2 separate regions of the Homo sapiens genome follow, and region 2 is linked to region 1. Evidence: chromatin contacts called from ENCODE Hi-C or POLR2A ChIA-PET data. All regions are on one chromosome and are shown on one strand. The core of a region is the stretch at or near the end of the contact, and the rest is flanking DNA. Distances in the headings are between cores, read along the strand shown. Region 1 overlaps LOC105378623 (a long non-coding RNA gene). Region 2 has its middle 29 kb from the start of KHDRBS1.

What was found. A loop is a pair of places that touch in the nucleus more often than their neighbours do. ChIA-PET counts read pairs that join two places held with the same protein, here RNA polymerase II (POLR2A).
Region 2: a map with no recorded cell type shows a loop between it and region 1 (6-fold over the local background). The contact joins two enhancer-like sites. A Hi-C loop is called at or near these places in 1 of 37 single-sample maps with no recorded cell type. POLR2A ChIA-PET finds 5 or more read pairs at or near these places in 2 of 52 experiments (IMR-90 and T-cell).

The regions. Positions count from the first base shown.
Region 1 is chr1:31,378,195-31,383,784 of GRCh38, reverse strand. LOC105378623 (a long non-coding RNA gene) reads left to right here. Exons shown (of 3, transcript XR_947141.3): 3 at 82-208. Among named protein-coding and RNA genes, the nearest start is that of FABP3, 7.9 kb to the right of the region's middle. Within about 2 kb of position 2,069, at least 9 of the 41 ENCODE cell types and tissues checked have a DNase peak (open chromatin) inside an H3K27ac peak, as active enhancers do.
Region 2 is chr1:31,982,320-31,987,909 of GRCh38, reverse strand. No RefSeq gene overlaps it. Among named protein-coding and RNA genes, the nearest start is that of KHDRBS1, 29 kb to the left of the region's middle. RefSeq lists an enhancer at 2,488-2,557. Within about 2 kb of position 3,034, at least 9 of the 41 ENCODE cell types and tissues checked have a DNase peak (open chromatin) inside an H3K27ac peak, as active enhancers do.

The DNA.
Region 1 (5,590 bases), core at 820-3,319:
GCCCCTAGATCCAGAGACTTCATTTCTTAGGCTATCTATCCTTGAATTATCTCTAAAATCCACCTTCCTTTCTTTTCCCAGGACCCCCATACCCTGCTCCCAGCATCGTCTGCCTCAGCTAAGCCATGGGGATTGAGAGAATGGAGCTAAAGGGCACAGCTCATAGTCCTGGCTGCCCTAGCCAGACATCTGCCCCACTGTGGGTGCCTCAGCGATTCCTGGGGAGTCAGGCAATACCTGTTCCCAGAGCCCCCACTTCTCTTAGAAACAGAAAATAGCTCTGGGCCTCATAAGTGCCAGGATCTATCTAAGCACTTGGTGTGTGTTAGCTCACTGTACCCTCAGAGGAGGTAATTGAGGCACAAGAGAGGGTGAGTAATCTGCCTGAACAGATGGTAAGTGGTTAAGGCAGGACTTAAACTCAGAAATCTGATTTCAGAGACTTTTTTTTTTTTTTTTGAGACAGAGTCTCGATCTGTCACCCAGGCTGGAGTGCAGTGGCACGATCTTGGCTCACTGTGTAGCCTCTGCCTCCTGGGTTCAAGTGATTCTCCTGCCTTAGCCTCCTGACTAGCTGGGATTACAGGCATGCACCACCATGCCCAGCTAATTTTTGTATTTTTAGTAGAGATGGGGTTTCACCATGTTGGCCAGGCTGGTCTCGAACTCCTAACCTCAAGTAATCCACCTGCCTCGGCCTCCCAAATTGCTGGGATTACAGGTGTGAGCCACCATGCCCGGCTCAGAGACTTTTAACCACTGTATCAGAGACCTCCAGTACCCTGATATCTACTCTCTCCCTTTTCTAGAGTAAAAAGCCGTCCAGAATAATCACTATATTTCCTAGTCTCCCTTGCATGTAGATGTAGCCAAGAGAGAAGAGATGTGTGCAGTGGCCAGGCCATGCCTTTAATTAGGAGGAGTGTGTCCTCTTCCCTTTCCCCCTCTCTCTAGTTGCAGTGGGTGCATGGCTGAGCCCTGCCAGACTGTGCAGTCTGGACAGCTGCCACAGCCACCTAACTGATATCTTCCATGCAGCCTCCACACAGCAGACAGGGAACTCTTCCCATAATACAAATCAGATCATGAAGGTCCCCTGCCCGAAATCCTCCATTACTCTCAACTGCTTTCAGAAGGAAGGCCAGACTCCTGGATGATGAGCAAGGTCTTCTCCTGTGTGCCCTACATTATCTTTCCATTCTCATCACTTGCCATTTTTATCTTCTGCTGTCACCCCAGGGCAATCATCAGGAAAATCTCATCCTCTCTCAATGAATCCTTCTCCTCTGCTTTCCCAATTCCCCTCCCCACATCTAGTGGACTCCTATGTGCCTATCCTTCAAGACCCAGCCCAAAGAGTGCCTCCGTATGAAGCCTTTCCTGACTTTTCTGGCAGAGTGGGGGGCTCCCTCCCTCCATGGTATTCCATGGTATAGAGACAGCCCTATGTGATAGTAATAGCCTTTCTGTATTGTCATAGTCTGTAGACAAGTCCACCTCTCCCATCCCTCTATGAGGGCAGGGACCAAGTCTAGGTCATCTGTTGGTTATCCATACTCAGCATGAGGCCAGGCATCAGACTAGTGACAGTCAAGTTCAATGAGTGATTGACAGAGAAAATGTGTGTGTGCACACGCATGTGTGTGAATGGCCTAATCTGGCTAGAGGCCCAGGCCAAGGAGACAGAAGACATCTATAAATAGCCCCATCCCCAGGCCCCACACCAGGCCTGGTGCCCAGATAAACTGACCCTGGGTGAGGGGACAGGGGCCCAGAATGGGCAGGTAGAGACTGAATACTGAAGAAGAATCCTCTGGAGTCTGTTAGCAGAAGCAGATGGGCCTTGCCTGACTATTGGCAGGCGGACCTGGTGGTCAGACCTCAGTGATCCTCAGGGACCAGTGAATATTTCAGGCTGGGGCTGAGCATCACCTGCTCCCTTGGCCCCACTTATAGGGCAAAGGGGAGTCTACCAGCCTACTCACTGATGACAAACTGGAAAAGTTTGTCCTGTCTCTGCTCTGGCCCCACCTCGCCCTCTCCCCTACTTGGAAGTTCCTTTCCTGAACCACTGACTGCCAAAGCTTGAGGGATTAAATAAATCATCTGGCCCAACCTCCTACCATAGAGTTGGGAACACTGAAGAAAAGAGACTGGCCCAAGGTCACAGAGAAGGCAGGGTGAACACTGTCACAGGGAGAGCCAGTGTAGAATAATGGTTAAGCCACGCAAGCTCTAGAACCACTCTATCTGAGTGCAAATCCTGGCTGTCATCTGTAAATCAGGGATGAGAATAGTACCTGCCTCACTAGGTTATCGTCAGGGTGACATGAGTTTGAAAGACAAAAAGCTGCTAAGTCCGGTGCAGTGCTCAGGGAGTGCTGCACCAATGTTAGCCACAATTTTCTGCACCTGGCTCATAGCACACAAAGCTTCTCTATACCCACAATCTCATTTATTCTCTCGAAAGGTTAGACATTACTATCCTCATCACACAGAGGAGGAAACAGGCACAGAGAGACTGACTTGTCCAAGTTCATGCAGGTATTGTGTCTCCCAACTTTCCTTGGTGGTCTTTATGCCTCCTCCCCATTTCCTCTGACAGGTCATAAACTGGCTCACCAGTGGTGGGAGAAGAATCGGTAGCCAGACATATACCAGCCTACTATGACTCCTAGTGCTGCCTGGGCTGGTTTTTTGTTTGTTTGTTTGTTTGTTTGTTTGTTTGTTTTGAGACAGAATCTCACTCTGTTGCCCAGGCTGGAGTGTGGTGGCGTGATCTTGGCTCACCGCAACCTCTGCCTCTTGGGTTCAAGCAATTCTCTTGCCTCAGCCTCCCGAGTAGCTGGGATTACAGGTGCCCGCCACCATGCCTGGCTAATGTTTTTTTATTTTTAGTAGAGTCAGGGTTTCACCATGTTGGCCAGACTGGTCTTGAACTCCTGACCTCAAGTGATCTGCCCCTCCTTGGCCTCCCAAAGTGCTAGGATTACAGGCATGACCTGGACTGTTTTTACTCCTGCACAGGGTGATCCCATTCTAAGGACAGCCTTCTTCATCTGACTTTATCTTTTCCTGACTCTGATCCTATCCCTCTAACCTCATGGTCCTCCCACCGCCAACCTTTACAAGGAGAAATCTTTCACCCTGGGCTCCAGTCCTGGTCACCCCCAGCCCACCCAGTCCTTCCTGCAAATGGGCTCCTTCCTTTTCCTATCCAGTGTCTTTGTTTACTATAGAGTCCTGGGTTGCTGCCCCATCAACCCATCCCGGATAACTCCCAAGATCTCAGCCCAAGCCAGGCTGACAGTGTTGGCTTTGTACTTGCTTCCTGGAACACATCTGGCCTCAGACTCCTGAGGCCAAGACACACTCCCTGCCAGCCACCCTGCCATGGCTTGCCAGCTCTCCTCACCCAGGGACAACAGTGGGCATCTGTCCACACCAACCAGGCTCGTCAGGTCTCCGGGAGCTGCTTGAATCCTTCCACAATCTTGGGTAAGCTGTTCCTGAATAGAATGCATTATGAGGCATGACTACTGGACCATGTGTTTGGTGCCAGAAGAGGGGATGGAGGCCAGGCCACATGGCACATGAACATGCTTGAGACCTCATGGTGATGTGAGGTGCCATTTTATAAGCCTAAGGTTTACCTTTCTAATTATACTTTACCTAATCCAATATTAGAGGCTATTTAGAGTTTTGCAGAGGCAACCTTTTTTTCATTTGAGAGAAAAGGAAACTGAAGTTTGAGGAGGGAGCCAGGGTCAGCCCCAGGTCTGGGGCCTGGTTTAATCACTTTCTGGGAATAGCCCCATCCCCCCAAAAAAGCTGCTGTTGAGATCCAGGCTACCCTCATGCTTTCCAAAGGGCAATTCTCACCTGGGAGTACTTGGGGCCCCACCACACACAGGAAGTGGCCCAGGCTACTGGCCCTCAGGGATGGAGTGAGAAAGAGGACACAAAACAGGATACTTTGGCAGGAGGAAAGTTGAGAGTAGTGGAGGAGATGGTGATGGTGTCAGAATTTCAAAACAGAGAGAACACTGCAAGAACAAGTGGCTTTCTTTTTCTCTGGAGAGACTGTCCACTCCACAAATACATGCCAGGTCCTGTGCACAGCAAGAAGCAACACAGACTGGGTCCCAGCCCTCTAAGGGCCTCCGGTGTAATGGCAAAGACAGACTCTGAAACAAACATCAAAGCAGGATAGGGAAGGCCAGGGAAGATGGTGTTACCCAGAAGCAGGATAGTTATGCTGAAAGCTGAAAAATGAGTAGGAGTTGGCCGGGTGTGGTGGTTCATGCCTGTAATCCTAGCACTTTGGGAGGCTGAGGCAGGTGGATCACTTGAGGTCAGGAGTTGGAGACCAGCCTGGTTAACATGGTGAAACCCCATCTCTACTAAAAATACAAAAATTAGCCAGGTGTGGTGGCAGATGCCTGTAATCCCAGCTACCCAGGGGACTGAGGCATGAACATCGCTTGAACCTGGGAGGCACAGGTTGCAATGAGCCGAGATTGCACCATTGCACTCCAGCCTAGGTGACAGAGCTGGACTGTCTAAAAAAATATATATATATAAAGATTTTTTAAAAAAGAAAAGACTGTAGGGGTGAGGAAGAGCACTGCTGGCAAACATAAAGAGAGAAACATGGTGTCCCCTCAAGGTACAAAAAGGTCAGAATGGCTGCAGTGTGTGTGGAAAGCTGGGAGAGGCAGGTAGGGGCTAGAGTGTGTGGGCTGTGATGCTTAGGCTGTGGCTATGGGGTCATGTCAAAGAAAGTGGGTCTTGTGCTAAGGACCACAGGCAGCCAAGGAAGGAGGCTGGAAGAGAAAAAACATAAACCAGGTACGCCTGTCCCAGCTACTGGAGAGGCTGAGGCAGGAGGATCGCTTGAGGCCAGGAGTTGGAGAAACATCCTTTGTGCTGCATTCCTCAATTTGTCCTCCCCTAGCTTCTCAGAGTCCTTGGGAGGCTGGCTAGGTGAGAATAGTGATAATGCTCTTTGCAGATTTAGAAACTGAGACCCAGTGAGATCATGACTTGCCCGAGGTCACACAGCTGTTGTATACATATGGCAAGACTGGAACCCAAGTCTCACTCCAGAGCCCCTAAAACTAGGGAGGTAGATAGATTCTCTCCTTCACTCACTCATTTGTTCATTCATTCAATATACTGTACCTGTCTACAACCATACCACCCTGAATGCACCCGATCTTGTCAATATACTATACCTTATTCTCCGCCAGAAACTCTTCTTAAAAAGGATTTCAGCAACAAATTAGACCAAGGAAATAGATGAGACCAGGCTATACAGTCTGGGCTTTCTTCTGTCAGCAACAGGGAGAGGATGGCTTCTGAGAAGGCAGATTGCCCCTCCCCACTGAGGTACCCCCTGTCCCCCAGGGCAGGGAGGGTCATTGTTCTCATTTCAGGGAGCATTCTGCCACAGGCAGCAGTTTCTTAGAAGCAAATTGGTGTTGAGTAAACCTCTACCTTCTGCCATCATTTGTTCTCTCCAGCCCACAGTATCTGGAACTCTTGGGGAACAAGGAAGCAGATTTCCTAGTGGCAGAAAGAACACTCC
Region 2 (5,590 bases), core at 1,785-4,284, 600 kb before region 1:
CGCTCTGGATGATTCTCGGTGGCTCCAATGCTGAGTGTGTGGTGGTTGACTCTACTGCATCAGTATCACTCAAGACTGCTCTATCGAGTTACAATGCCTCCTCTTTGTCAGGGTCCTGGCTTCCCCCAGGGCTTGAGGACAGTATGTGGCTTTTGAACTTGCTTTTCATCGGGGATGGAGAAAGCATGCGAGTTCACCCACTGCCTCAATTGTTAGAAGTGTCTGGGCAGAATCAGGCATATGTGGCTGGCCGATGTCTCTCCCTGGTAGTTCCAGGGGCCAGCCTCGCCTTCCTGTCTGAACTCGGCAGGGACAGGCTGGCTGGGTCGACAGAGGCATCTGCCTGGCAGTTGGGGGCCTGTGAGAATAGCTCTAGTTCTCACCCAGCAGCCTGAGTTGTGGCCTGGGCAAGACCTAGTGAAGGCACACGTTAGTCACAGCAGCCTGGGTGGGGAGGGGGCAGGCATGGGGAGTTCCCTGTGGAGTTCTGGGCAGAAGAGAAGAGCTCAGCTATCACTGTGTGACTGGTAGGGCAGAGTGAGGAGGGGCGTTAGGCCAAGTGCCTCTCTTCCCCTTGGTCGTTAGTCGAGAGCCTCAGGGAAAACGCCAGCCTTCCTGATCTGATCTAATTTCGAGCCCCCCTGCTGTGTGACAGAATGATTCTCTCTGCACATGGTCAGCCGCAGATTTTTCTCAAGGTGAAAGCAATTAGGGCTTCATTCCCTCCTCCCCCAGCTGCTAGAAATAAAAGGAAGATGGAAGAGAAGCTTCTGCCAAGGTCAGCCAGAATGCCCAGTCCTGTTCCTGTAATTGGCTCTGCCACCTGCTCACACCTCTCACAGGTTGTTGTGGTCTCAGGCATTTTGGTGTCCCCCAGGGCTGAGGCAGTGAAGACAGCAGGAGCTACTGCTTTTACATCTCTCTCCAGGACAAGAAAGAGGGCATCTTCACCCTGCCCTGGGTGGGGAATGTGCAGGAACTGTGTGAGCCAGGCCTGGGCGGCACACACAGATGGAGCTGAGCTGTTCTCTCCTTTCTCTGGAAGAATCAAAACCCAGGCAAGAGAAAAGTCATTGGAAGGTGGGAGAACTCATTCATTTGGTCAACTGCTAAACCAAGCACTTTGCTAGGCGTTCCTGGTCCCTGTAGTCTTGGAGCCAAGGGGAACAGAGTGGGTGCAGGAGGTGGAGGGATGGGGAAGTCAACGGGCAGGCAATTCCAAAGGTACCAAATGTCACAAAGGAGGACAGCAGGATACCACGGGAACCTGACCTACGATAGAAATTAGGTTCTTGGCTTTTTTTTTTTCCTTAATTTTTAAATGTATTGTCATAGAGATGAGGTTTCACTGTGTTGCCCAGGCTGGTCTTGAACTCCTGGGCTCAAGCAATCCTCTCTTCTTGGCTTCCCAAAGTACTGGGCTTACAGGTGTGAGTGACCAACCACATCCAGCCTTATTTTATTTTATTTTATTTTATTTTATTTTATTTTATTTTATTTTATTTTATTTTATTTTATTTTATTTTATTAGAGAAAGGGTCTTGCTTTGCTGTCCAGGCTGAAGTGCAGTAGCATGAACAGGGCTCACCGCAGCTTTGACCTCCTGGGCTATAAGTGATCCTCCTGCCTCATCCTCTAGAGTAGTTGGGACTACAGACATGCTCCACCATGCCTGGCTAATTTTTAAATTTTTCAGAGAGACAGGGGTCTCACCCTGTTGCCCAGGCTGGTCTTGGCCTCAAGCAATCCTCCTGCCTTGCCTCCCAAAGTGCTGGAATTTCAGGCGTGAGCCACTGCACCAAGCCTACCCCGTTTTTAAGAGTCTCGGGCTGGGTAAGGTGGCTCATGCCTGTAATCCCAGCACTTTGCAGTGTAGTGGCTAGTCTCTACAAAAAAAAGTTTTTAAAAAATGAGCTGGGCTTGGTGTGGTACACCTGTGTTTCCAGCTACTTGGGAGGCTGAGGCAGGAGGATCACTTACAGCCCAGGAGGTTGAGGCTGCAGTGAGTTGTGTTGGTGCCACTGCACTCCAGCCTGGGTAACAGAGCAAGATCCTGTCTCAAAAACAGATAAAAAAATAAACAAATAGAGATAAAATCTCATGGTAAAATATTTAAAAATAAAGGATAAAAATTGAAATCAGAAGCTCCAAATTACTCCCCACCATCTTCCCTGGTGGTAACAGCTGTTAACAGAGTGTTATGTACTTTTCCGGGGGACTTTCCAAATGTATTCAAGTGTAAGTACATATACAGGGCCGTCCTCTTTAAAAACGGGGTTGTTACTACGCTCCTATCCAGCTGGTGACTTCCCCTGCCTCCACTTCACAATATACCCAGGGCATTTTTTCCATGTTAGTACAGAGAGCTTCACCTCATTCTTTTTGGTGGCTGTGTGGTATAAGGAAGTGATTTTTGAAGGGTAAAACCTGAAGAATAAGTAAGATTAGTAAGGCAAAGGGATGGTTCTCTAAAGCACTGAGCCTGGGAAAACAAAAGCAACATAGATCTCTCTAACTATATCTCCTAATGTCTCCCTTCCTTCTGCGTTTAGACCCCCCGCTCCCTCTGCTGCCACATTTTTCTCTAATTTGCAAAGCAGTTCAGCTGTCTTTGTCTTGCCCTAGCTCTGGAGAGCTTCATTCTTCATGCCAAAGCAACTTATGAAGTATTTTCCCAAACAAAGAACCCTCTACCCAGAGAAAAATTGTGCCACTCCCCTAATAGACAAAAGTAGCTGCAGGCAGTTGTGGTTTAAAATAGCAATTAAGAAAAAAAAAATCTGTTACACCATAAAGCACCTGGCAGTTCATAAATGGTGGTTATTTGTTACTAATATTATTTTACATGTGTTGATGGATGGGTTGGCTGCTGCAAGTTCCTGTCCTTCATCCTGGGGTACCCACCTCTTGCTTGGCCACTTTTCAAGTGTAGGGATGGTTGTCTTACTTGTGTTTGTACCTCTAGCTCTCAGCACAAGGCCTGGCATAGAGCAGACACTCAGGAAGTGAGTGTCGAGTTGAACACTGAAGGGCTGGGTGTGCTGTTCCAAGCAGATACTGAGTCACAGACATTGTGGGCCTGCTGTGATCTGAGCCCCAGTATAGATGCTTTGGAACAGTAGAGAAAACAATCAAAAGAGAGGCTCTTGTCCTGGGGAACTTCATCAAGATGGGCCTCATGAAACTGTCACATCATATCACAAATTGTAAAGCATCCACAGTCCCTGGATCAGTACTAATTTTGGCTTTGGGAAGAGGGGATAAACTTTCCTTCACCCCCACCTTTAGGTATAAAATAGATACGGTAATGTGCACAAACCTTAAATGAGCAACTAGATGAATACTTTCTGTTTTTTTTTTTTTTTTTTTTGAGACGAAGTCTCGTTCTTGTCGCCCAGGCTGGAGTGCAATGGCGTGATCTCAGCTCACTGCAACCTCCACCTCCCAGGTTCAAGCAATTCTCCTGCCTCAACCTCCCAAGTAGCTGTGATTACAGGCACCTGCCACCAAGCCCAGCTATTTTTTGTATTTTTAGTAGAGAAGGGTTTTCACCATGTTGGCCAGGCTGATCTCAAACTCCTGACCTCAGGCGATCTGCTTGCCTTGGCCTCTTAAAGTGCTGGGATTATAGGCCTGACTCACCATGCCCGGCCTACTGTCTGATTTTTTAAATTAAAAATATTTTGTTTTTGTTTTTGTTTTTAGTGACAGGGTCTTGCTATGTTGCCCAGGCTGGAGTATAGTGGCTATTCACAGGTGCAATCATAGCTTACTGCAGCCTCAAACTCCTTGGGTCAAGCAATCCTCTTTCCTCAGGCTCCTGAGTAGCTGGGACTATAGGCACATACCACCACACCCAACTTGAAGTTTTATACATGTATATACCTGTATAACCATCAACCAGATCAAAATCCGGATTATTTCCAGGACCCTAGAAGGTTCTCTTGGCCGCCTTTCAGACATACCCCCTGTCACAATAGAAACGATTATTTCTGACCTCCATTACCATCAACTAACTATACCTGTTTTTGAGATTTTTCTAAATGGAATTGCATGGTGTACATTATTTTTGTTCTGGCTTCTTTCACTCAATATTATAGCTATAAAATTCATCCATGTTAGTACTTAGTACTTGTTTTTTTATGTATGTGGTATAGTATTCTATCAAATGAACATATAACAATGGAGGCATTTGGGTTGTTTCTAGCTTTTGGTTATTCTGAATAATGCTGTTACAAACATTCTTTTACATATGTCTTTTTGGTAGACTCAACCATTTATTTTTCTTGGCTATATATATTTGAGTGGAACTGCTAGGTCAGAGGGGATACGTATGTTTAGTTTTAGTAAATACCGCCAGTTTTCCAAAGTGGTTGTACCAGTTTACACTCCTTTCAGTGGTGTATGAGAATTCCAGTTGTTAATATTGTCAGTCGTTTTAATTTCAAATTTCAGCCATTCTGATAGGTACGTAGTGGTATCTCACTGTTTTAATGTATCTACCCACATAGTAATAAGTAATAATATTTTTTGTTTTGAGACAGGGTCTTTTTCTGTTGCCGAGGCTGGGGTGCAGTGGCATGATCATGGCTCATTGTAGCCTCAACCTCCCAGGCTCAAGCAATCCTCCTGCCTCAGCTCCCTGGGTAGCTGGGACTGCAAGTGCATGCCAACACATCTGGCTAATTTTTAAGTTTTTTGTAGAGATGAGGTCGGGCTATGTTGCCCAGGCTGGTCTTGAACTCCTGGCCTCAAGTGATCTGCCCGCCTCGGCTTCCCAAAGTGCTGGAATTACAGGCATGAGCCATCAAGCCCGGCCAGTAATAATGTTTTTACATGCTTGTTTCTTGTGCTATTTGGCCATCTGGATGTCTTTGTTGAAGAGTCTGTTCCCACTTGGTCCCCTCACCCAAGGATGTCTCTCCTACACTCAGTAACCATTTGATGACCTTAACTGATGGTCATTCAATGGTCATCCTTGTGCTGATCACACCCAGATCTCTGTCCAGAGATCCTGCTCCCAAATGCCATACCCACATATTCAGCTGGCTCTTTGATATCTCTAACAGAATGACCCATGTGCCCCTCAGGATCAATATCCAAACTAAAAGCTTCATCTCCTCTTCAGCCCCTAATCCATTTTCCTTCCTTTCTGCTCAGGCCACTCCAGGGCACCCAGACTGGCCCATCATCTTCATCCTCACGGACTCTGTGAATGTTTAGGCCCCAATCTCACACATTTCAAGAAATGTGGCCAGGCGTGGTGGCTCACACCTGTAATCTCAGCACTTTGGGAGGCCGAGGCAGGTGGATAACTGGAGGTTAAGAGTTCGAGACTAGCCTGGACAACATGGTGAAACCCTGTCTCTACTAAAAATACAAAAATTAGGCAGGGGTGGTGGCAGGCGCCTATAATCCTAGCTCCTTGGGAGGCTGAGGCAGGAGAATCCCTTGAACCTGGGAGGCGGAGGTTGCAGTGAGCCGAGATCACGCCACTGCATACCAGCCTGGGTGACAGAGCGAGACTCTGTCTCAAAAAAAGGAAGGGAGGGAGGGAGGGAGGGAGGGAGGGAAGGAAATAAAAATATGC